3 separate regions of the Mus musculus genome follow, and all the other regions are linked to region 2. Evidence: chromatin loops called from intact Hi-C (ENCODE). Cell type or tissue: heart. All regions are shown on one strand. Links, peaks and the distances in the headings refer to the core of each region. The heading gives the core; the rest is flanking DNA.

Evidence for each region. Peaks named below come from ENCODE experiments on the same cell type or tissue, not always from the same donor. Only the 100,000 strongest peaks of a DNase experiment are listed, where the experiment ranks them.
Region 1: a loop joins it to region 2, with 7 times the contacts of the local background. A loop is called at or near these places in 8 of 42 quality-filtered maps.
Region 3: a loop joins it to region 2, with 4 times the contacts of the local background. A loop is called at or near these places in 4 of 42 quality-filtered maps.

What each region holds. Positions count from the first base shown.
Region 1 is chr9:58,366,223-58,374,039 of GRCm38, reverse strand. Tbc1d21 (TBC1 domain family, member 21) reads left to right here and starts at 3,585. Exons shown (of 11, transcript NM_028854.4): 1 at 3,585-3,774; 2 at 7,080-7,187; 3 at 7,317-7,420. The coding sequence starts at 3,715. 1700072B07Rik (RIKEN cDNA 1700072B07 gene) reads right to left here and starts at 3,536. Exons shown (of 3, transcript NR_040727.1): 1 at 3,400-3,536; 2 at 309-369; 3 at 1-103. In heart, for the core only: CTCF peaks have their summits at 3,986 and 4,192 (motif pointing right); a DNase peak (open chromatin) is centred at 4,111.
Region 2 is chr9:58,035,097-58,042,913 of GRCm38, reverse strand. The region is part of intron 11 of Ccdc33 (coiled-coil domain containing 33); the gene reads left to right. All of the region lies in intron 4 of Gm16130 (predicted gene 16130), which reads right to left. Among named protein-coding and RNA genes, the nearest start is that of Gm16130, 6.7 kb to the right of the region's middle. In heart, for the core only: no CTCF peak of the experiment used is centred there; a DNase peak (open chromatin) is centred at 4,213; H3K27me3 peaks cover 3,061 bases.
Region 3 is chr9:58,265,154-58,272,970 of GRCm38, reverse strand. No RefSeq gene overlaps it. Among named protein-coding and RNA genes, the nearest start is that of Stoml1, 16 kb to the right of the region's middle. In heart, for the core only: CTCF peaks have their summits at 3,821 (motif pointing right) and 5,056 (motif pointing right); a DNase peak (open chromatin) is centred at 3,845; H3K27ac peaks cover 278 bases.

The sequences.
Region 1 (7,817 bases), core at 2,019-6,018, 330 kb before region 2:
AAGGCCCTCGCTCTCTCTCCACCTGGAAGAGATCTAGCAGGGAGGCTGGCCAGGAGCCATATGACGCACAAGCTTAAGCAGAACAAAGGAGCGCTCTTGGAGCCTGGAATGGGGAAAAGGTGGTTGCAGCAAAGTGATGTGCCCCACAAAAGCTTAGTGTAACCTTTTCTCTTGGGAGAAAAGGGGTTTAGTCCCAAGCCACTTTCCTAAGGCTGTGCAAGAGTCAAAAGCTACATGTACTGGTCACTTGTCCCCATCTGGATTTAGACACAAGTCTGCCTGGCACCACAACCCAAGAGCTTTCTTACCTGCACTCAATCACTCCTCTGCAGGCTCAGGTAAAGTCTGGATATGGTGACACCAACATTCCTGTGCTAGGGAAGCAAGAGATAGGCAGGACCCAGGGCTTGCTGGCCAGTGAGCCTAGCCTACTTAGTAAATTCCAGGTCAATGACATACTATTTTAAACCAAAACCAAAATAACAAGGTAAAAGTCTGAAATGTCTGGAGGTAAGAGTCCTCTGATCCCTGGAAGGCCCCCTCCCTCCTCACCAACGCAGCCCATCAGCTAACAGCCAGATTCCTAAGGGCAAAGATGGCCCAGGTGGCCTTCTGTAATGCTAATCCCAAGCATGCCAGTCCAGAACCTACGGCTCTCATGCCCTGAAGCATCTCTATGCATAGATACTTAAAGCAGAAATCTGGAGAGAGAAACAGAGAGAGACAGACAGACAGACAGAGAGCGAGAGACAGAGAGAGACAGAGATGCATAAAGGGAAAGTAATAAACTGGCGTCCAAACTCTTTGGCAATTATATACACAAGTGGAAGCAGGGACTCTTTAGCTCCAGGAGACCCAGGAGACATAAAGTGCTGGTAAGAATCTGCAAATGAGACCGGAGAGATGGCTCAGGGTTGAGTGTTTACTGCACAATCATGAAGACAGGAATTTGGATGCCAGCACCTATGTAACAAACTGGGCATCTGGCACAAACCCGTAACCCCAGCTCTGAAGTAGAAGAGGAGGAGACAGAGTAGTTGGGGCTTGCTGGCTTTTAGGCTAGTGGGGAAAGAGGGGGCCCCAGGTTTAAGATGAGAAGCTTCCTTCGAGGGGGACATCCAATGCCTCGTCCTGGACTCTGAGCACACGCACATGTCTTAGTCAGGGTCTCCATTCCTGCACAAACATCATGACCAAGAAGCAAGCTGGGGAGGAAAGGGCTTACTCAGCTTACACTTTCCACATTGCTGCTCATTACCCAAGGCAGTCAGGACTGGAAATCAAGCAGGAGCTGATGCAGAGGTCATGGAGGGATGCTGCTTACTGGCTTGCTTCCGCGGTCTTGCTCAGCTTGCTTTCATATAGAACCCAGGACCACCCACAATGGGCCCTCTCCCCTGGATCACCAACTGAGAAAATGCCTCACAGCTGGATCTCATGGAGGCATTTCCTCCTTTCTCTGTGATAACTCCAGCCTGTGTCAAGTTAACACACAAAACCAGCCAGTACAGTACACAATTGTGCACACACACACACACACACACACACACACACACGCATGAACATACACTCATACACACAAATAAATCCATTTCTTAAAGAGTATCTGAAAATATGTGGGTCAGATTCAGGCCCTTCGTGCTCTGTGGAGTTCCTTGAATTGCTTGAATATTAAGCCTCTGTATCGTTTCTATGAGGCTGCAGTAATACGAGTAGCCGGGGCTGGCTAATTTGGAGCAGAGTTATGACCCAGCATTTGTACCCAGGGAGCTGAAGGTTAAAGGAAGTTCAGCAGATGATCTACGTGCACCACACTCGGTTTAGAAACCAAGTTGCATTCAGCAATCAGATTGTTCCTACTCCTCTCTGGCCAATCCTCCTCACTTCGAGAAGCTTGCAGTTAATTCTCCACAAGGTGCATTACTAATGTGGAGGAACAGAGGCATCCGTCATCAGCCCCTGTCATCCACGGTGAGGAACACCCACGTGGTGTCTCCTGCTTCCCACGTTTGACTTGGAAACCTCACAGACCTCCAAATGAAGCTGCTCTGAGGTGTGTGGAGTGGATTCCTATTCCACTCAGTGCCTATGGGTGCTGCCCACCCCTCCAGCTCTGCCGAGACTGGGACAGCAGGCCAAGGCGCAAAGGCTCTCAGTATCTTCCCGTATTTGGATGGGGAAACAGAGGGAGGCAAAAGACAGGTGCTACCGGGCTGTCAGAGATTTCTGCAGTGCCTCCAGCCAGCAGAACACTATCAGACAATGAAACCGTGAACTGTGTCTACGCAAGACTTCCATATGGACAGCTCAGTTAATAAAGTTACGAAGGCAGAGATTGGCTGTGTTCTGATTTCATGGCTGGGGAGTCCGGGGGATTGGTAGATTTCAGATTTGAGGTCAGACTCCAAGTTCCACCTTGGAGCTCCTGACTGCAGTTTGGTTTGTGTAATGACTAAAGATGCTTTCCAGCCAGGACAGACCTGAGTGGAAAGGCACGTAAGGCTGGAGGTAGAGACCGTGACTCTGGAGCCAAGAGTCGCCGCTTTCTCAGGTCTGTTTAACAGCAACACCTACCAGACATCAGGAAGCTGGGGGCGGGGCACTAGAAGACTGAGCACAAAATAATCTGACATTGACCCTGGTGTAATGGAAATCAGGGTAGGAGGGAGAGAGACAGGTACAAGGTACAGAAAGGGGTGGGAGAGGATGGCAGTTACTCTACTTGTCTGTTTTCTTCAAGACAGGGTCTCACTATTTAGCCTTGACTGTTCTAGAACTCACTCTGTAAACCAGGCTGGCCTTGAACTCACAGAGATCTGCTGTCTCTGCCCCCTGAGTCCTGGCATTAAAGGCGTGCACCCCTACACCCTGCAGCTTCAGTTATTTCATTAAGTTATTCATCCAGTTGGTGCTCAAATCTACTGTCTTAGTTTGCCCAAGACCTTGCTCTGGGTATATAGGTAACTAAAGCAGAGGGTTGGGGAGTTGGCTCAGTGGACAAAGTGTTTGCCATGCAAACATGACTACCTGAGTGTGGATCTCCAGTCACCCTGTAAAAAGCCATGCATACAGATGTACACATCTGTAGCCTCAGTGCTGGGGACAGAAACAGGTGGATCCTTGACCAACCAGTCTAGCCAGGTTGAGTGAGAAACCCTGTTTCAAAAATAAGGTAGAGAATCTCACACACACACACACACACACCAGGAACCACTATTCAAATGCTAAATTGTGGCCTCCTATGTAGTCTTACATAAACCTACTCTTGGTCTCCAGATCAGATATACTGATTTGGTGTTTTGGAAAATCATCCCTAAACCTGAGGCTCTAACTGTAGTATTATGAGCTCTGGTACTGGTCTGGTAAAACAACAGCCAGAAATAGGAAGTTGTAGCTCACCTCCTCCAGGAAGTCCGCCCCAGCTAGCCAGCCCACTGGATCCATTAACTCAACCTCTGACACATAGCCTGTGTACACTGTAATCTGGAGAGGGGGGTGGTCTGTAGATTTACTTCCTTGGCTTCTGTGTGTGTTCCAAGGTCATTGTGATGGCAGTTCCAGGGCCTTGTGACACACATCTAGCTGGATTTGTTCAAATGTAGGGAATCAAGAGAGGTCCAGTTCATCTCTTAAAAGGAAGTCCCCTTTCCCTGGTTCCCTGATCACTAGGGAAGAGCTGGACACAGGCCACTCCCAAGGCAACAAGAGGGGAACATGACTACCCTTTCTCCAGAAAACAGCCTCTCTGCCAGGCGATCAGCCACCTTCATTCTGGTATGTTCTTTGATTTGATTTGAGAGAAGGTGTCTCTGTGCTGCCCAGGCTGGCCTTGAACTTGTGATCCTTTTGCCTCAGCTTTCTGAGTGCTGAGATTATAAGCTTATGCCACCACACCTGACATGTTCTTCATCAGTCCCAAGTGCCTGCCTCCCATAGTCCGGTTTATAGCGGGACTCTTTGTCCCTGCTGAATGGGAAGGCTGGCCATGGAACGGAGAGCAAGGGCCGCTTACCTTCAACAGCAGCCACAGGTTAGACATCTACATCCCTTTTTACCTTATTGGCGGGGGGGGCAGGACTTAGAACTCAGTATGGCTTCCTCCCCAACTGTGTCATTCTAAATTTTTTGAGTTTTAGAGTTGCAGCCTCTCACTGTTTTTCTTTGGTGCTTTTGCCAACAATTCTGGTATGTTGCCACCAGGTGGCAGTAGTGCTTCTGTTACTAGGTCCCAAGCCCAGTTAATAAACTATTCCGGTCCACCTGAGTCATGAAAATTTTCCACGCACTATTTTTCAAAATCATAACTAATTACAATGACCTTAACAAATCTCAAGACCCATTTGTCATGTGATTAATAGGGCGATATATAGAAATGCAAAACGAGCACTTGGGGTTTAAACGTTACACGTTTATTGCAGATGATCACCAAGCTTTGGATTTTTTTTCTATATTTCTCCCATTCTCCAAATTTAGAGAAGGCTAATACTAATAATAATGAATAAGCTGCCACACAGCAGTCGATGTGTACAGATGGTATTGTAAATGCTTTGTTTATAGTCACTCCTTCTCATCCCAGCCCTTTGAGATGGGATGTGATCAGGCTATTATCATTTGATGAGTGAGAAATAGATCTTGGAGACTTCAAATCCAGTCAGCTGCTCTCCAGACTCAGGCAAGCAGGCTGACCAGTCCTCCTCATCGATTCGTGAAGGCCCAAACGTGGAGCTGATTGCCAGCATCAAGGAGACCTTACTTCTCAAAGTTACCTGTAACTCCTAGTGCCCCGTTTCTCAGGGTTGATCCAGCAGATAAAGCGTGTGTGAGTTATTAAAGAGGGATGTTCGGTCTAGGGAGATGGCTCAGCACTGAAGTTCTTTTCTTGTAAACATGACGACAGAGTTTGAATCCCAGAACCCATGTGAAATGTTGGGTGGGTATGGTCATTCCCCTATAATCCCAGTCCCAGAAGGCAGAGATAAGAGGATGCCAGGGGCAAACTGACTAGGGGAATTTAGCCATATCAGTGAGCTCTAAGTTTGGTTGAGAGACCTTGCCTCATTGAGTAAGGTCAAGCAGGCAATCAAAGGTGATTCCCAGCATCAATCTCAGGCCTTCATGTGTACTCATAATATGTGCACACACGCATATCACACACACACACACACACACACACACACCACTGACAAACAAAGGGAGCTCGTAGCCCACCTGACCTGCAGATAGGGAAACTGACCTGCCTGTAGTCAATGGCTCACTGTGGCTTTTAAAGTCAAATGTTTCCCTACTTCCTGACCCCTGGCTCCTCACTCCAGCCTCAGCCATCCAGGAAACTGTTAGGAACTCGTCTCTGTAGGCTGTTTCCCCAAACTTTCAGAACCAGAAGACCCTCCAGTGATTTCAATACATTTTTCATTTAGAGTCCCGTGTCTACACATTCAGGTATTAAGAGAGAGATGGGGGCAGCTCTGGCCAGCGCGGGTGGATTCTGTCCAGCAGCTCAGGTCTCTCTGCAGTGTGGTACTTCAAGAGCCTCCTCTCTTCAGCCTGGGGAGAGGGACATTTTTGCACCCTTAGTTGCTATTTTGTAAATGCTTTTCAGACACTATCCCTTACCACTCATACGCAAGTGTGTGGCACACAAGTGTGCCTACCACACGCGGGCCAGGCGTGCGTGCATCTCCTCACATGAATATTCCTGCGACCGGCTGCTTTATATTTTCAAGGAAGATAAAATAGAGCACATGAATTGTTTACTTGGTGTTTATCTTAATCTTTCTATTATCAAAGCAGCACAGTCAAAGTAAAACATAAAATACGATTAAAAAAGGAAAAAGAGATGTTTACACTCCTTAACTTTCAAGAGAGTCCCGGTAGCTTTTTGGTTTGCTTTTGAGACTGGGTCTGATGCATCCCAGGTTGGCCTCAAGCTCACTGCATAGCTGAGAGTAACCTTGAACTTCTGGTCCTCCTGCCTCCACAGGTGTGTGGAATCGAACCAGGCATGTGGTTCTGGGGATCAAACCTGGAGCATCCAGTGTGCTAAGTGAGCACTCGACCAACTGAGCGACATCCCTAACCTCAATGACTAATTTTTTTTTCTTTAAATTTTATGCATATGGGTGTCCTGGCTGCATGGACATCTGTGCCCCACACATGTGTTTGGTGCCAAGGAGGCCAGAAAAGGGCATCAGGTGTCCTGGAACTGGAGTTACATCTGGTTGTGAGCTGCCATCTGGGTGCTAGGAATTGAACCAGGGTCCTCTGGGACAGCAGCCGGTGCTCTTAACTGATGCCATCTCTCAAGTCCCACTGTTGTTCTCAATAGAGAACGTTTTCTTGCATTTTCTTCAGTATTTTTACTATTATTTATTTAGTTGCTCTTGTTCTTGAGGTAGGGTCTCACTATGTAGCTTCATACGGCTTGGAACTTCCTATGTAGGCCATGATGTCCTTAATCTGAGAGATTCACCTGTTTCCCAGGTGCTGGGTGGGGTTACAGGCATGTGCCACTGTGCCCAACCTTCAGTCTTTTGTAAAAAATGCATATGAGCTTATGTATTACAGTTCTTATACTATGTAACAGACACAGTATACAAGAGGTATTACTGTGAACACTGATCCGGCTGGACTAGAGACCCCGAGTGTAGACGGACAGTGCTACTGTCAGACCACACAGACTACACGGAGAGGTGGTACTGGTGTGTAGGGAGAATGTCTGGTTTTAAACTGTGTACTCTGCTTTTTTTTTCCTGTTAACATTTGAATGTTTCCGGATTATTGTTCATGCCTTGTCAACATGACATTTTATATGCCTCACGGTATCCCAGTATATCCCACAGTATATATAAGACATGGCTTACTTAATGATTCCCTTATTGCAGAGATTCGGAGTACTTACATTTTTCATTTGGGTGAACATTACTGTCCTTCCTGGATTTTCGTTCCCCACTTATTTTCAGCAATTTCCTTTGGATAGAGCATTCTAGAACGGAGTCAGAGCCTAGCACTTGAAAACCACCTTGCATTAGAAGGGAAGCCCACAGACTCCAGCGGAGGACTAATCTGGTTGTTCTTACCAGGAGAAGAGAAACCCCCCCATTGACAAGGCAGAATGGGACAGCTTCTTCGATGAGAATGGTCACTTGGCCAAGTCACGAGACTTCATTTGCATTAACATCCTGGAAAGGGTATGGTCCCTGGGCTACCCTCAGCCACACCCTGGCACTAGGGGGTGGCCCAGAGGGCAGGGATCAGGCAGGGCACTGGGCAAAGCCCTCTGAATATTCGTCTTGAGAGTTCATGACCTCCATGACCAGGGACTACACCCCTTCGTGAGGACAGAAGCCTGGAAGTTCCTCACAGGCTACTACTCGTGGCAGAGTTCACGGGATGAGCGGCTCATGGTGGACAGCAACAGGAGGTAGAGCTTTCCAGACCCTCTTTCAGTGGAGAGTTGTTGGGGCTTCAGGTGGCATGGGGTGCGGGGTGGGGTGCCCTCTCAGCCTAAAGACTCAGGTCTCTTCTTCAAATGGATTCCCTATTCTTAGAAGACCCCCTGATGCTTCCTGCATGGGACCCACACGCAGTAGATGTAGCCAGGTTTAAGCTAGCACGTCCGCTCCAGTTCCATTGAACAAATAAGTGGCAGGCAGAAGTTTGTCCTACTTTCCCTTATCACCTTACTCCCAACCCCACCCTTCCCTACACAACCTACCCGTGAAGGGCCTAGTCCTCACATCACCAACTGCTACCCCCAAACCCCATGGCTGAATGGCCTCCTGAGTCTAGGTTCTACCTCTCTGCCCTGTCAACATCTG
Region 2 (7,817 bases), core at 2,239-6,238:
GAATCCTTACAGTCATCTATGCATTTGTTAAACCAGCACCACATCTTTACGTCATCCGTTACTGCCAGGGCATCTTGTTGGTTGCTGATGGGGTCCTATCATGAAAAGCTGTAATCCACGAATGCCTGGGACAGACAGGCTAACAAGTGACAGCCACCACCCTCCTCCCCGATCGACCCAAGGAGGGGGTTGTACAGCTCAGGCAGCTCACGTGGCTGGCTGCTGCCGTAGAGAGCCCTGCCTCTGGGACCCTGCGTTTCTAGGTACTGGGTTGGGGTGTTTGGGTTTGTTTTCCTTTGCTTCCTAGAGAGTTCCTTTCAAAAACATCCACCCATGTCTGCACTGAACTAAAAGGAAAGGAATTTGCCCAGGCCGTCAGGAAAACAGAGCTGGAGGCCTCTGGGGTCACGGGTGGGGTGTGGAGCCTTGTGCCTGTTGGGAGGAGGGTGAGCCCAGCTTAGGTTGCTGGGGCCTGGGTACGGCTAGGACAGTACAGCGAGATTCAGGGAGACAAAGGGCGAGACCAGTGGGTGAAAGAGCCATAAGAAGGAGACAGACAAAGGGGACAATCAGACAAGACAGAGCTGGAGGACAGGGCATAGGGAAGGTTTCTAAGTAGCAGTATCAGAAGCCTAAGGTCCTGAAGGACACCCCCCCCCCCATGGCCCTCTCTAGGCCTGTCATTTCCTTGCAATTCACTGGCAATGTGTGAGCCTGTTCTATCACCCCATCCAAGGGTCCCCCGCCTCAGTTCAAAAGAAAGAGGCCCCATGGTTTGCCTCCTGCTTGCTTCAGGGCTAGCCCCAGTCACCAAGCAGACACTTGTTGTAGCAACAGTCCCCGAGGACCCAAACTGGGTAACAGAGCTGCTATCTGCACAGATGGGGGAGCCAGGAGACCCAGCCCCTCCAGCTCCCAAGGTTGCCCTGGGCCTAGTTGACAGCCGCTCTGTAAGTCTGCCCCCATACCCATTGATTCTCATGATGGGTCAGCTCCTTCAAGCTGCAGGTGTGTAAGGGTGTGTTGCCAGGCAACCAGCAGAGGCATTCCCAGAGCCAGCCTGAGTAGGAGGTAAGGTGGGGGAGGGCCAGGACACCACTCCTAGTTGATCCTGGTCTCAGGAACCTTTGATGGGGGTCCCGGTTCTAACCCAGGCCACTAGAGCCCACACTCAGAACCCAGAGAAGGAAGAAGGCAGATGAGGGGAAGAAAACAGAGGACGGGGCTTCTGGCAGTCAGCGGACAGCATCAGAGAAGGCCCATGGGTACAATCACAGGCAGCCTCTCTCTGAAAGCAGGGGAATAAGGAGGTGACCAACGGGAAGGATCCTTGTGATAGGGTTATCAGAATCACTTTGGGGAGAGCTCTGTCCCCTCTACAGCCCCCTGAACAGCAGCCCTGGACTCCCTGGCCTGAAGGCAAGGGTCAGTCAGGTCAGCTCCAAACTGCAACCAGCAGAGGCAGGACTCTGAGCCACATGCTGGAGGAAAGCTGATGCTGGCTTACAGGGTACAGGCTCTTTCTGGAGAAGGAGGACCCAGAGTGGAGCCTTGAAAGCTGGGTAAAGCCGAGCAAGGCCTGGGGGCAGGGCACAGGAGCAGGAAATTAGATGGCATCTTTCAGAAAGCTCTACAAACCTCTGTGCCCATTCAGGCTCCAGCCCTGTGGTCCTGGCTCGGCCCAATTAGCCAGCCTGGCTCCTGCAGGGGCCAATTAAACAGGGGCCGGGGTCAGATGCAGGCCAAGGCCCTGTAGCCCCTCAGAGCTTCAGGAAGGTAAGCACAAAAGCTTTCTCTGCTGCTTGGGAAGGAAAAGAACAGAAGACAGAGAAAATGCAATGTGCTTTTGTTTCTTTGCTGTAACCTTGGACTGAATAAAGGAGCTACTGTGTCCCTATCCCCGGGAGGGCAACCTTTATAGAGCAGGGGAAACTATTTGCAATAGCACTTTGCATGGATTTGTTGTGATTCAGAGGCCCAGCTGTCAGTCAAGGGAAATTATTTGATGAACAGAATTTCAGATGAATAGGTCCTCTATTCTAGAACCTGCTATGGCTCCCAACTACTCTCTGTGCTAACACCGAGCTCCTGAGGCTGACACCCTGGACACAACCCACCCTGGATAATTGGGCAGGCCGGGCAAACTGGGCCTGCTCCAGATCCCTGGCCAGGTCCACCTGTGTGCTAGGATGTTCACCTGTGGCTATAATGTCCACCTGTGGCTATAATGTCGATGGGTGTGCTATAATGCCCACCTGTGTGGTATGAAGTCCACCTGTGTGCTATAATGTTCACCTGTGGCTATGAAGTCCACCTGTGTGGTATGAAGTCCACCTGTGCTATAATGTCCACCTGTGGCTATGAAGTCCACCTGTGTGGTATGATGTCCACCTGTGCTATAATGTCCACCTGTGGCTATGAAGTCCACCTGTGTGCTATGATGTCCACCTGTGTGCTATAATGTCCACCTGTGGCTATGAAGTCCACCTGTGTGCTATAATGTCCACCTGTGGCTATGAAGTCCACCTGTGTGCTATAATGTCCACCTGTGGCTATGAAGTCCACCTGTATGCTATGAGGGCCCAGACCTTGCAGCTGTGCTGGCCTCCGGCCTGCGATGCAGCTCTTCTCAAACATCATCTAATCAAGTCCCACCTCTGCCTCAGAAACCAGGATCTGACCCAACAGTTTCCCTGGAGGTTCCTGGGAGAAGGGGCCCCAGGGTGGACCCTTAAAGATGGGGCAAAGTTGAGGAAGGCCTCAGAGCAAAGGATAAAAACAAAAGGCTGGGTGTGACTTCCAGGAAGTCCCAGCCCATGCCCACACTAGCCCTGCCTCCAGCTTCTTTACTGGCCTTTGCCTGGCCAGAGACACCTCCCTCATCTCTTGCTTCTTATTTATACTTCTAGCAGTGAGTAAGGTCCTCTGCATGGCCAGTGCCCACACTGCTACTGGCTGTTGGGGTGTGTGGGCGTGGTCGCTAGTAGATAGCACTGCCATCCTGGTATGGGTCAGGGTAGCTGCTGGTCAAAGCAGGTGAAGCTTCAACTGTGTCCTCAGTAGGAATGGCTTGGAGGCTGGGCTAGGGCAGCCAGGCTGTTACCACGGCTCCTTCTTCCCCTGGTTAGTTGGGCTTCTCCCTGGGAAAACAGTGGGCTTAGGAGAGAGGAGAGTTCCCGTCATTTTCCCACCTCCTAAGGGTCTCCAAGGCCAGTGGCCAATTTGCTTGGGGTTGGGAGGGGAATGACACGGGACACACACTTAGACTCCACCCCTCCATGAGAGGGAAGGGTTTTCAGCTGTCCTGATGCTCCACCAGGAAGGAAGGAAGGAAGGCTAAGAGGAGGACCTAGCTATAGGAACGCAGAGAGCCAGGAGGCAGGGCCTGGAGGAGAAGCTGGCTGTGTAGAGAGTAGAGGTAGCTGGGAGCTGAGAGCCATGCTGGGTAGGTGGAGAGAATTGGGGCAGGGTAGCACTTCAGGTCCTCCACCTAGACCTGGCTGCCTGGGTTCCACAGAACACTCTGTTTATAAACATCCAGGGTACCTGTACCCCTTAGGAATGAAACAAAAGACCAACCAGACCTCAGCAAAGGGAATGGAATGGCCTCCCTTCAGACCTGTTACAATCAAGGAAACTAGACAAGAACCTGGCCATCCTTAGGTGTGGGCTTGGGTTTAGGGATAGGGGAGAGCTGGGCTCTACAAAGGCAGCTGGTAGCTCTAGGTCTGTGGAGTATGCTAGTTGGGCAGAAGAATTTTCTCTCTCTGCAAAGATGTGGGAACATGAGGGAGAAGAGTAACTAACGCTTTCTAAAGCACAGCTCTTCCTTCCCGCCGGTTCTGTGTGCGTGAGGGTCAGCTTCAAGTCAGCCCCAAGTGATCCCGCTGTGGGGGAAGTTAAGATAGCTTTATTATGGGTCTTGTTCCAAGCTCACCCTCATGCCTCAGGCCCGTAATCTGCCCTCGAGCTAACAAAGGACCCAGCTGACGTTTAAGAATTGCTGTGTGATGGCGCCCATCGTAGCCAGCCCAGGTCTGGGAAGAACTATTGGATCACCTGGAGAAAGGACATGTGTGCTGGGGGGTGGGAGTGGGGAGGGTGCCTAGATGTTGAAACACTATTCAGTTCTCTTTACCACACAGGCTGCCAGGCATCTCAGGAAGCCTTGGCCGCCTCTTGGGACAGACTAAAAGCAGAGTATTGGCGGGAGGCGGCTGCCCTCTGGCGGCAGCAAAGACAAACCACACACCAGCATCTCGTGCCTACCAGCACTGGCCGTGGGGCTTAGGACCAAAGGCTAAGCTAGCCCACTGGCTCCAGATCCCTGCTCTCAACCCTGTCAACACTTTCCACAGCCCCAGCATTCTTCAGGAGCCCCGTGGCTTTGGCTCGGCCACCCGGCTTTTGCCACTTGCGAGGTTCCTCAGCACCCACCACCAATACCTTGGTCTTTTCTCTCCCCATTTCTCAAATCTGAACATGCGCGCTCTCCCTGAGACACATGTCCTAGAAAACTGCCTTCCCAGTGCCCCCACAGTCTGTTGGGTCCACACCCATTGTCTTCATCTTGTTTCTATGGAACTGCCTCCTACTTCAGGCGAGGGTCCTGCCGCCTCCGCCAGGCAAGGGTCCCACAGCCTCTGCCAGGCAAGAGTGCCGCCGCCTCTCATGCAGCACTACTCTTGGTCCCTATACCCCTCTGTTCCTACGTATTTTAGCAGCCAGCGAGCCCTTACTATACCCCCCTCCAGCGTGGGCCCTTCAGTGCCCAGCAGCAGAGACCAGGCTCCTGAGCCCACGTCTCTGCTTGCCCTGCTGCTCTCCCTTGCTCTCCCCTCCCCACAACTTCTCCTCTGCCTCCTCCTCCCAGGTACAGCCTGCCCATATGCCCCCAGGAAGCTTTCTCAGGTTTCCTAGCCCAGACGGGCCTCCTGGAAGCCCCTTCTGCCACAGACACGGGAAGTGTCTGCTACCCCATCAGTGTAGAGTGAACCACCAAAGGCAAGGACTGTCTAGCTTGGCTCTCTTCTAGGACCTGAGTGGCCCAGAACTGTACAAAGTGGCACTCAGCAAGCCTTGAGCACCCTGGGGGATATCGTGCTGCTTTGGGCACAGGCTTTGTGACAGTCTCTGGGCACGCTGCTCACAGCCTCAGTTTCTCTATCTGCATAGCGCTGGTACAAGGGCTATCCTGACTACATAGTTGGCGGTGTGTTTAGAAGATCCTCACTGGGTAATATGCTTTATACTTTACCATAGCACTGACCAGGGTCTAAGCAATCTCCCTAGGGCACTTGTCAGAGAATCCCCACTGTCCTCCCACTGTGACTCATCCCATAAGAAGAATTTCGGGGCCCACTGCCCAGGGCCATTCTTGAATATGTCTTTAAAGAAACTTAAAGTGATTCTAAGAAGTGAGTTACTATTTCCAGGCACCCTAGTGCTCATCAGGGCTAACCTTCCTACTGTCCTCAGATGGCACTAGTCCTTGGGGGCTGACTTCTCATCCCGAAGATGAGGACACTGGAGTTTTGTGCTGTGACTGCAGTAAAGTCCACTCCTGGGCAGCTGGGAAAAGCAGAGCCTGGCACTCTGACTTGTCTCACTCTGGCAGGCTCTGAAGGTCCTAGGAGGGAGTGTTAGTGGGTAAGGAACCTTGGGGTCAGGCACAGTGGCATTTGAGTCGGGCATACCTGTCCCTCCCCCAGAAGGTAACAAGAGAGTGAGACAGCAAGGAAAATCCAGAGCATAGGGTTCTCAAGGCTAGGACATGACGCACAGCGTGGCCCTGAGGGCAGCCCGGCTGCAGGCTGTGGCTAGAGGTCAGGGCTGCCAGCTTGAACCTTGTGGTCAGTCTCCCAGCCCAGCTGTGCTGACAAGGTCCCCACTTGGCCATGCAAATGGAGGCATTTGAGGTTCCCACAGAAACAGACTCTGGCCAGAGTAAAGAAGATGAGGCAGGAGCCCACACAGTCTCCAGACGGAAGCCCCTCTTCCAGGGTGAATAGGCAGGGCTGGGCTAAGAGGCTGGGGAGGAAGAGAAGGGGAGGGCTACTCTTCAAGGGATGGAGTCCCTGGGACCCATTGATCCTCCTCCAGAAGGACCTGATGGCTGTGGCAGGGCCACCTCACCAGAAGCCAACCTCTCCCTCTGTCCTTCCCTTCTTCGTTATGATCCCTGTTTTCTTCCTCTGTAGGGAGGGTACAAATAACAGATCAGAGCTTAGTCCCTTCACAGCCCAGAACTGCAGAGATGGTGAACAGTGGGGTCTTAGAAAGGATAATCCCCTGCTAACCGGACCCCAAGGGGCTGGCAACCTCTTGTCCAAAATGTCTTCTATGTGCACATACACATCCCCTCCCAGTTAAGGTCAGAATGGTGTTGACTCCCCACATGATCTCTTCATTTCGCAATAGTCTGGCCTACTCTCTGTACAAGGACAATTAATTCTAGGACATTCCTTACAGACAGACCAGGCACCAGAGAAGCAGTAGTTAGTGTAAGACTATAGACTGTGCTGCATGGATCATCCTTGAATATGATTTCCTGTATCTGTGCACATGGGACTGTGTATGTATGGAGGCGATAACCATATAAGCTAATAACCCCATTTGGGGCCACTCTAATCAGAGCAGCATAAGATACTGAAGCATCGAGGAAAGTACAGAAGATGAATATCCTCTGTTGAGATATCAGAGACTTCCTTCAGCCAAGCTCTGAGCCCTAGATCCAGCCAGGCATCGGATGAGTCATAAAGTGAAGGCCACCCAGCAGAGGGGGAGCCAGCAAGCCCCGGGTAGTAAGAAAGAAAGAAAAAGAGTTTAAGTGGAACAACCCGTTGAAACAGAAGTAAGACCAACTCTCTGACACCTGCACAGCCCAACCTGAGCTCACAGCAACACCTAGGCCTCCAGGAGGTCCCAAGTTCCACACATGTCCCTGACACCAAATTGTGTGTGTGTGTGTGTGTGTGTGTGTGTGTGTGTGTGTTTGTGTTTGTGTGTGTGGTCCCAGGTTCAGGGTCCCAGTTAGCACTCTGTCTGAAGATACCAGATGGGCATAGATCTGGGGAAGCCAGAACAGATGCTAGGGAGATAGAGCCAATACTGGCACCAGTCAGAGGGACTATAGCCAGAAGGCTAGACAGCAGTGGCAGATGACTGGTGGTGTCCGATGAGTTCCTGCTGGCTGGGGACTCCCCTCCCCTAGAAAGCCATGGCACACCATGCAGCAGGTGGGAGACTATAGCTGGGATATAGTTGGATTCCGCCCCCAGGCAGCTGGAGACCAGGGGAGAGTTGGATGTAGAGTTGTGTTTTCTGGATCCTGGGAGGCCCACCCACAGGAGCAAGGCATCCCACAGCCCAGAAGTCCACAGGCAGCTCAGAGGGCTCACTTGCCTCCCATCTCTGAGCCGTTCTCTTCCAGAACCTTGCTTGCCTGTATCTCAGATCTCAGTCTCTCTCTCTCTCTCTCTCTCTCTCTCTCTCTCTCTCTCTCTCTCTCTCTCTCTCTCTGTGTGTGTGTGTGTGTGTGTGTGTGTGTGTGTGTGTGTGTGTGTCTACAGATACTGCATGCTTGGAACTTGTGCTGAATAGTAAAGAATATGGTTGGCAAACAAATTCAGGGCTGAAGATAAGGCTCAGGAGTTAAAGTACTTTTCTTGCAAATGTAGGGTCTTGAGTTTGAGGCCAAGCACACATGTAAACACTAGGTACAGTGGAGTGTTTGTAGTGCTAGCATGAAAAGGGGAAAACAGAAAAAAAAAAAAAAAAACCTAAGGACTCACTGACCAAGCAATCTAGTCTAACTG
Region 3 (7,817 bases), core at 2,019-6,018, 230 kb before region 2:
GCTGCCAAGAATGAGGATCAGAGTTTGACCCCCGACCCCACATAGTAGGAGAGGACAGACTTCCACAAGTTGTCTTCCAGCCTTTACATGCACAGTGTGGCATATGCACGTGCACACACACGGTGAATAAATAAAGTAAGTAAATGGAATGTCAATAAGTAAGTTTGGAATAAAAGAACTCCTGCTTGCTAGTGGCTGGCTATAAAGGGCAACTGGGACTATTTTGCTAATCATAACCAAAAAAACTGTGTAGCTTGTGAATTAGTTGGTTATCCAATAAGCTCTGACATTGTGGAAAGGCACACATATCTGTTTCTGACATAACATAATCACAACAGGGACATATTTGTCTTTCTCTAGCTTGTCCTAACTTACAGGCAAGGACAGGAGACACCTGTCAGTTACTAACACAGCCCCTGTCACTGGGCTCACTGATGCAACTGTTTTGCTTCCTGGGTGGTTGCTTGGACTCTCAATTTGGCTTCTTAAAATATGGGTGACAGCAAGCTGGCTTCTTGACCATTGACTGTGACAAAGGGAGTGGTTTCCTGGACAAAAGCTCAGGCTGTGGGGCAGAGTTCTACTTTACATATTGGGTTTTGTTTTTGTTTTTTTCAAGACAGGGTTTCTCTGGTAGCCCTGTCTGTCCTGAAACTCACTTTGTAGACCAGGCTGGCCTTGAACTTAGAAATCCGCCTGCCCCTGCCTCCAAAGTGCTGGGATTAAAGGCTTGTGCCACCACTGCCGGCTACATTTTGTTTTTTGTTCTCCCCAGAGCATTTTCAGAACCCCCCCCCAGGAAACACCCTGGGGCCTCCCATGCTCCCCTGACCTTGTCCCATTTCCCCTCCAGCCTCACCTACCACTTTCTGCCTCTTTCCAGTCTAACTCTGCATAGTCCCTGCTGCTCTGAAATGCACCAGGCCCTCTTCCAGGACACACTCAGCCTTTTTTTTTTTTTTTTTTTTTTGGTTTTAATGACAGGGTTTCTCTGTGTAGCCCTGGCTGTCCTGGAACTCACTCTGTAGACCAGGCTGGCCTCGAACGCAGAAATCTGCCTGCCTCTGCCTCCTGAGTGCTGGGATTAAAGGCGTGTGCCACCACGCCCGGCTACGCTCAGCCTTTAATACTATTCATGTCTACTTTTCCCAGCTACAAGGAAACTTCCACAGGATTTACATTTTAGTTGAGTTGGTTCACTGTTTTAACAGTGCCACCTAGAGCACTAAAACTGCCTTACCTAGCAAAAGTCAGTGCCTAGTAAAACATTTCATTTTTTAAAGTATAAACTAATTAAAAATAGTGAGTTTCGCTGGGTGTGGTGACGCAGGCCTTTAATCCCAGCACTTGGGAGGCAGAGGCAGGTGAATTTCTGAGTTCGAGGCCAGCCTGGTCTACAAAGTGACTTCCAGGACAGCCAGGGCTACACAGAGAAACCCTGTCTCGAAAAACCTAAATAAATAAATAAATAATCCCTGTCTTGAAAAAAAAAAACAAACAACCAAAAAAAAAAAACCTGAGTTTCACTATGACACTTTCATATATATAAATAGAGTACTTCAATCACAGTCACCCTCCATTACCCTCTTGTCCTGTTCCCACTTCCTCTAATCTTTCTGGTTTTCAGAACTAACACTCCTTTCACTTTCGTGTGTGTGTGTGTGTGTGTGTGTGTGTGTGTGTGTGTGTGTGCATGTGTGTGTGAGAGTATGTGTGTGAACAAACAGAGAATAAGGTTAGGTTACCTCAGAGTTATTTATAAGACGGTAAGTAAAAAGTAGGGTCCCATGAGTCCCTTCCTCTCCCATGACAGGGTGCTGACAGGTGATCATGCTGCTGTGTGTTCAAGCTTGCGAAGAAGCCCTGACACCACAACAAGTGATTGTCCCACGTCTCACTTTACCCCTCCTCCAGCACTCGCATCCTTCCAAGCCCTTCTTCCTGGAAGTTCCCTGAGCATTGAATAGGGATGATTTTTTTTTTTTTCGAGACATGGTTTCTCTGTGTAGCTCTGGCTGACCTGTAACTCACTCTGGAGACCAGGCTGGCCTCGAACTCAGAAATCCTCCTGCCTCTGCCTCCCAAGTGCTGGGATTAAAGGCGTGCGCCACCACTGCCCGGCAGAAGGGGGATGATTTTATTGTTCCATGTATGGCGGAGCGTTCAGCGGTCACTTTATTTTCTGCACTTTGACCAACCATCAGTCTGTACAGTCACTCCTGACCAGTGCACTCCTGACCAGTGTAAAGAGAGGTTTTCTGACCAAGCTGACAGCAGCACCATTCCGTGGACATCAGCAGAGTTCTTTGGAAGGGCATCTGACAGGCTCCTCGTATCCATTTAGCAAAATCACAGCAGTTTGCCCAGCCATCTGCCCAAACGGGTAGTGAACGACTGAGTGAATGAATGTGCCCTGGATATGTTTAATGAAACAACTGCTTTTTATGGGGTGCTTAAGAGTACACCAGGCACCAAGCTGTTCTCATCTGGTATCTACTTTTATTTTTTCTTATTTTTACCTTTAAAGATTTATTTATTTTTATGTGATGCTTATATGTGCACGTCTGTGGACATCAAATGCAGGCAGGAGCCCAGGAGGCTAGAGAGGGTGTCAGAGCCGCTGGGATAGGAGCTCATAGGCAGTTGTGTGTTGCCATGTGGTTGCTGGGGAACCAAACCAGGTTCTTTACAAGTTGTAAGCACTCTTAACTGCTCAGCCACTTTTATTCCCGAGACTTTTACTTAGACTGGGTCTCACCACATAGCTCTGGATAGCCTAGAACTTGCTATGTAAACCAGGCTGGCCTCACAAATCTGAGAATCATCTGCTTCTGTCTCCTGAGTGCTGGAATTAAAGGCATACACAACTATAATCTGCCTCACTTTTATTTTTCATGGCTTTCGGAAGGGATCCTCCCCCGGGGACATGCACAGAGCGCTTGGGGATGTCAGGGACACAAATAAATAGTTAAAACCTAAGATAAAGATTTGATTGTAAAATGGAAAAACTAAAGAATAATACAAGTTAATTAATATTTAATCAAGTGTTTATAAAATGTCATCCATTATTAATGTATGTCATTAATTTCATGTCAGCGTCTTTCATTATTAAATGTAGCAATCCCGAGTTGCGCTGTATTTGGAAATGATTTGTAGGATTAGAAGATTCTTTTAAAACTCTGTGAACACATCAGGAGAGGAGGGAGAACGTAAGGAGGCTGAGAACTGCTCTTAGCCTGATCACTCCCACAGAAAACCCTATGACAATCACATTGTATTGTCTTCTAGGTTGTTACATTTGGTGGAGAAATCCTCACAATACATAGGGATATGGTCTTTGTTATAAATAGCCCACTTCTCAGATTTAATCCACAACCTGCAGTTGTACTAGTCAGCAGTGCCCAATATCTCCTGGCTAGCCTCCTTCCTGGTCACTTCCCTTTTTACCCTCAGCCCCACCAAACCCATCCAGGTCCATGTATAGCAGGGAGGTTTGTTTGGTATTAAGATGGGAAGTAGCCGGGCGGTGGTGACGCACGCCTTTAATCCTAGCACTTGGGAGGCAGAGGCAGGCAGGCAGATTTCTGAGTTCGAGGTCAGCCTGGTCTACAAAGTGAATTCCATCACAGCCAGGGCTACACAGAGAAACCCTGTCTCAAAAAAAAAAAAAAAAAAAAAAAAAAGATGGGAAGGTTAACAGGTTAACTCTCCTGTGTTCCTACATCTTCCTGGCACAGGAGTGCCTCTTTATCCTTAAAACCTTGATCCTCCAAAGCCGATCGAAAAGAAAATATGTTGTTACCCAGGCACCACTAGATGGCGACACACACGAAGACTGGTTTCTTCAGGTTTCCTTTGGCAATCAGACCCTAAAGCAGAAGGCAGGGGGACCTCTGGGTGTCCCTCCCTAGTTTTTTCTCTTCTAGGTGACTCTAGTCCCTCCCAGAAACCACATGGTGGCTCACAACCACCTGTAATGAGATCTGGTGCCCTCTTCTGGTGTGTCTGAAGACAGCTACAGTGTACTCATATAAATAAAATAAATAAATCTTAAAAAAAAAAAAAAAAAAAGGAAGGAAGGAAGGAAGGCTGGTGAGATGGCTCAGTTCAGTGGGTAAGAGCACCCAACTGCTCTTCCGAAGGTCTGGAGTTCAAATCCCAGCAGCCACATGGTGGCTCACAACCATCCGTAACGAGATCTGAATGCTAGAATAAAGCACTAGAATGCTTTATTTTCATCTCCGTTGCAAGCCTAGTGGTTTGGGTACCCACAGGGTCTAAAGCCAGTTAGATGCTACAAGGCCAGTTTTCTCGTTCCCAGCTACAAAGTCAAAGGTAGGATACAGTCTGTGTGCGGACAGCTGTGCCTCTAGAGCAACTCTGAGAGCACCTGGCTCCTCCCACTTCTAGGCTCCTGCTCCTGTCCACAGTCTGCCCTTTCCTCCGCTGCCCTGTTCCTGTTCTCTTCCTCCTCCTTCATTTTTCTTCTGTGCTACCTCCGTACTTCTCTGTCCCCCTTTTTCTCTTCTCTTCTCTTCTCTTCTCTTCTCTTCTCTTCTCTTCTCTTCTCTTCTCTTCTCTTCTCTTCTCTTCTCTTCTCTTCTCTTTTCTGAGACAGGGTTTCTCTGTATAGCCCTGGCTGTCCTGGAACTAACTCTGTAGACCAGGCTGGCCTCGAACTCAGAAATCTGCCTGCCTCTGTCTCTGCCTCCAAAGTGCTGGGATTAAAAGTGTGCACCACCATCACCCAGCCCTTCCTTCCTTCCTTTTTTTTTTTAAGGATTTATTTATTTATATGTAAGTACACTGTAGCTGCCTTCAGACACTCCAAAATTGGGAGTCAGATCTCATTACGGATGGTTGTGAGCCACCATGTGGTTGCTGGGATTTGAACTCCAGACCTTCGGAAGCGCAGTCGGGTGCTCTTACCCACTGAGCCATCTCACCAGCCCCCTTCCTTACTTTTTTTTTTTTTTTTTAAGGATTTATTTATTTTATTTATATGAGTACACTGTAGCTGTCTTCAGACACACCAGAAGAGGGCGCCAGATCTCATTACAAGTGGTTGTGAGCCACCATGTGGTTGCAGGGAATTGAACTCAGGACCTTCGGAAGAGCAGTCAGTGCTCTTACCCCCTAAGACATCTCTCTAGCCCCTTCCTTCCTTTCTTAACGCATTCAAATTACTCTTTTGCATATGAATGTATGTGGGGGCAAATACTTGAGCATATGCATACACATGGAAGTCAACACTGGGTGTCTTCCTAAATCTTTATTTATTGAAGCAGGGATTCACGGAGCCCGAAATTTGCCAAATCTGGCTGGTCTAAGGATCCTGTTTCTATAATTATAGATGGTCTCCACCCATACTTGCCCAGTTTTTTTGTTTTTTGTTTGTTTGTTTGTTTGTTTGTTTCCTTGGTTTTTCGAATCAGCCCTGGCTGTCCTGGAGCTCACTCTGTAGACCAGGCTGGCCTCAAACTCAGAAATCTGCCTGCCTCTGCCTCCCAAGTGCGCCACCACCGCCCGGCTCTTGCCCAGTTTTTAAATGACTCTGGAGACTCAAATTCCTGTCCTCGTGATTGTATGACAGAAATTATCCACTAAGCCATCTCTCCAGTCACAAGACTTTTTTTCATTTTATTCAATAAGCTAACTTTCAAAGGCAGCTGCTGGTGTCCATTAATGATAGACAGTGGTCGTTGCTAGACATCCCATGAATGTGGGCTGAGTTCCAACTCCTACTAGCAGGAGACTGTGAGGGGTGACCCCTCAGTCTCTCTGCTCTTCAGTCTCCTTCCCCTCTATCCAGTCTCCCCTCTCTGCCTCAGTCTCTTTGTCTCTCCCTTGCTTCTCTTGTGCTATGGAGGGTCTGGGTCCAAAGGATGGGTCTCTGTCTGTCCCACCTCCAAGTCTTTATCCAGCCTTTACAATAGAGTCAGGCCAGACAGGACCAGAAACCTCAGGGTCTTGAAACACTCGGTTCTGAGATAACCCTTATCCCCTCGTGCATAGTAGCCAGGAGACACAGTAAAGCAGCTCTGTTACAAGCCCTCAGGGAAACAAGCACTCTGGGCCTACCTGCCTCGGTCTCCACATCTAGGAAGTGAGCTGGTAGGATCTATACTCCCTCCCCCACCCCCTTTCCTTGTTCAGCACCCTGAGGTTTTCTTTCTGTCCTCACCCTAGCCAGATACCAGGTGTCTCCTTCCAGCTTTGAAAATACTGAAAAAGAATTGCTGTTGTGGAGGGACTCCACTGGACTCTCAAAACAGGAACTGAGAAGTAGCCACAAGAAGCAGCTGGCACTGTCTCCCTGCAGTCTCCACCCATCTAAGAAATCTCCCCCCTCCCCCCGCTCCCCCCACTTTCCTGTATAAAGTTTGGTCTGGAGGCTGGGATGCAAATGACTCAGTGGCCAACTTAACCTGCTGCTGACAGGGTTAGAGCCTGGGAGAGGGGCTGCCTGCAAATATTTTCCAGCCTGCCCTCAAGCCCCCAGCCCCCAACTTCCTATATTTCCTCCCCCCCTTCTCTGTTCCTCCACTGTTCCTCCAACTACAGATTTTTTTTTTCTTTCTTTCTCTAGAAACTACCACCAATCCCAGGCTCTTTCTTCTGGGTACAGAAACCTCTTAAACTGCAGGATGGGGGGTTGAGGCTCAGTCTGGGATGCACATTGAGTTGTTAGTCAGTTGGGGCTATGAACCCAGTCTTACCATACAACACACACACACACACACACACACACACACACAGGCACACACAGGCACACACACAAAAACCTACACAGAAAGACCTACTTAAAAATGACACCAAAGTACCACATTATGTTTACATATCAATTATCAAGGAAGGTCCATTAGCATTTTTCTGGGTTATTTTGATAGGATAAACAGAAATGTCATGCCAGTGCACACCAGGATATAGAAGGCGCACAATAATAGCTATGATTTCTATCTGCTCGGAATCCCCACACACAGCCCTCACATTTCAATTCCATCTACTCAAATTAGAGGCTGTCTCTTCCACTTGCGCTCTAATGGGGTGTCTCCTTGTCCTGTCTTTCCCTCTTTAGAGCTCTACCCACTGGCAGTCTCAGGGAAGATTTCTGACTGACCCTTTAGGTACTTTTGTGCTCCCTCCCATGTGGACTGCCCATTTTGCCCTGTCTTCCTAGCCCAGGGATGCTAGAGCCTGTGAGGTATGCCTCTGGTGTGCTGACCACACCTAGAGAGGTGCCCACTTAGGTTACAATAATTGGTTGGTGTAGGCCTTACCTACATCTACACAGACACCCACTGAAGTTTCCATTTCCCAGAACAGGTAGACTAATCTGAAGTTCATAAAGAATAGGGGGTTTCAGTTCTTCTTAAGCTATGAGCTCATCTTTCCTGCAGACACCTTCCCAGGCTATTGTGCCAGCTACCACGGGACTGAGCATGAACACGGAAATAGACCTGGGTTCCTTGGGTAAAGCAGCCCTGCAGGGCACTGGCAGCTGAATGCTTAGTGGTAGCTCGTGGCCCAGTGGGAAAGTGGGGTAACATAGAAAAGAGATGTTCACTGTTGCTCTATTTATGATAGCCAGAAATTGGAAACAACCCAGATGTCCCTCAACAGCAGAACAGATAAGGAAAATGTGGTACATTTATACAATGGAGAATTATTCAGCTCTTTAAAAATATGACATTGTTGGCCTTTCATCCCAGAACTCAGGAGGCAAAGGTAGGAGGGTCTCTGTGAGTTTGAGGTCAACCTGGTCTTACCAAATGAGTTTCAGAGACAACAGGGCTGTTACAGAGACACCCTGTCTT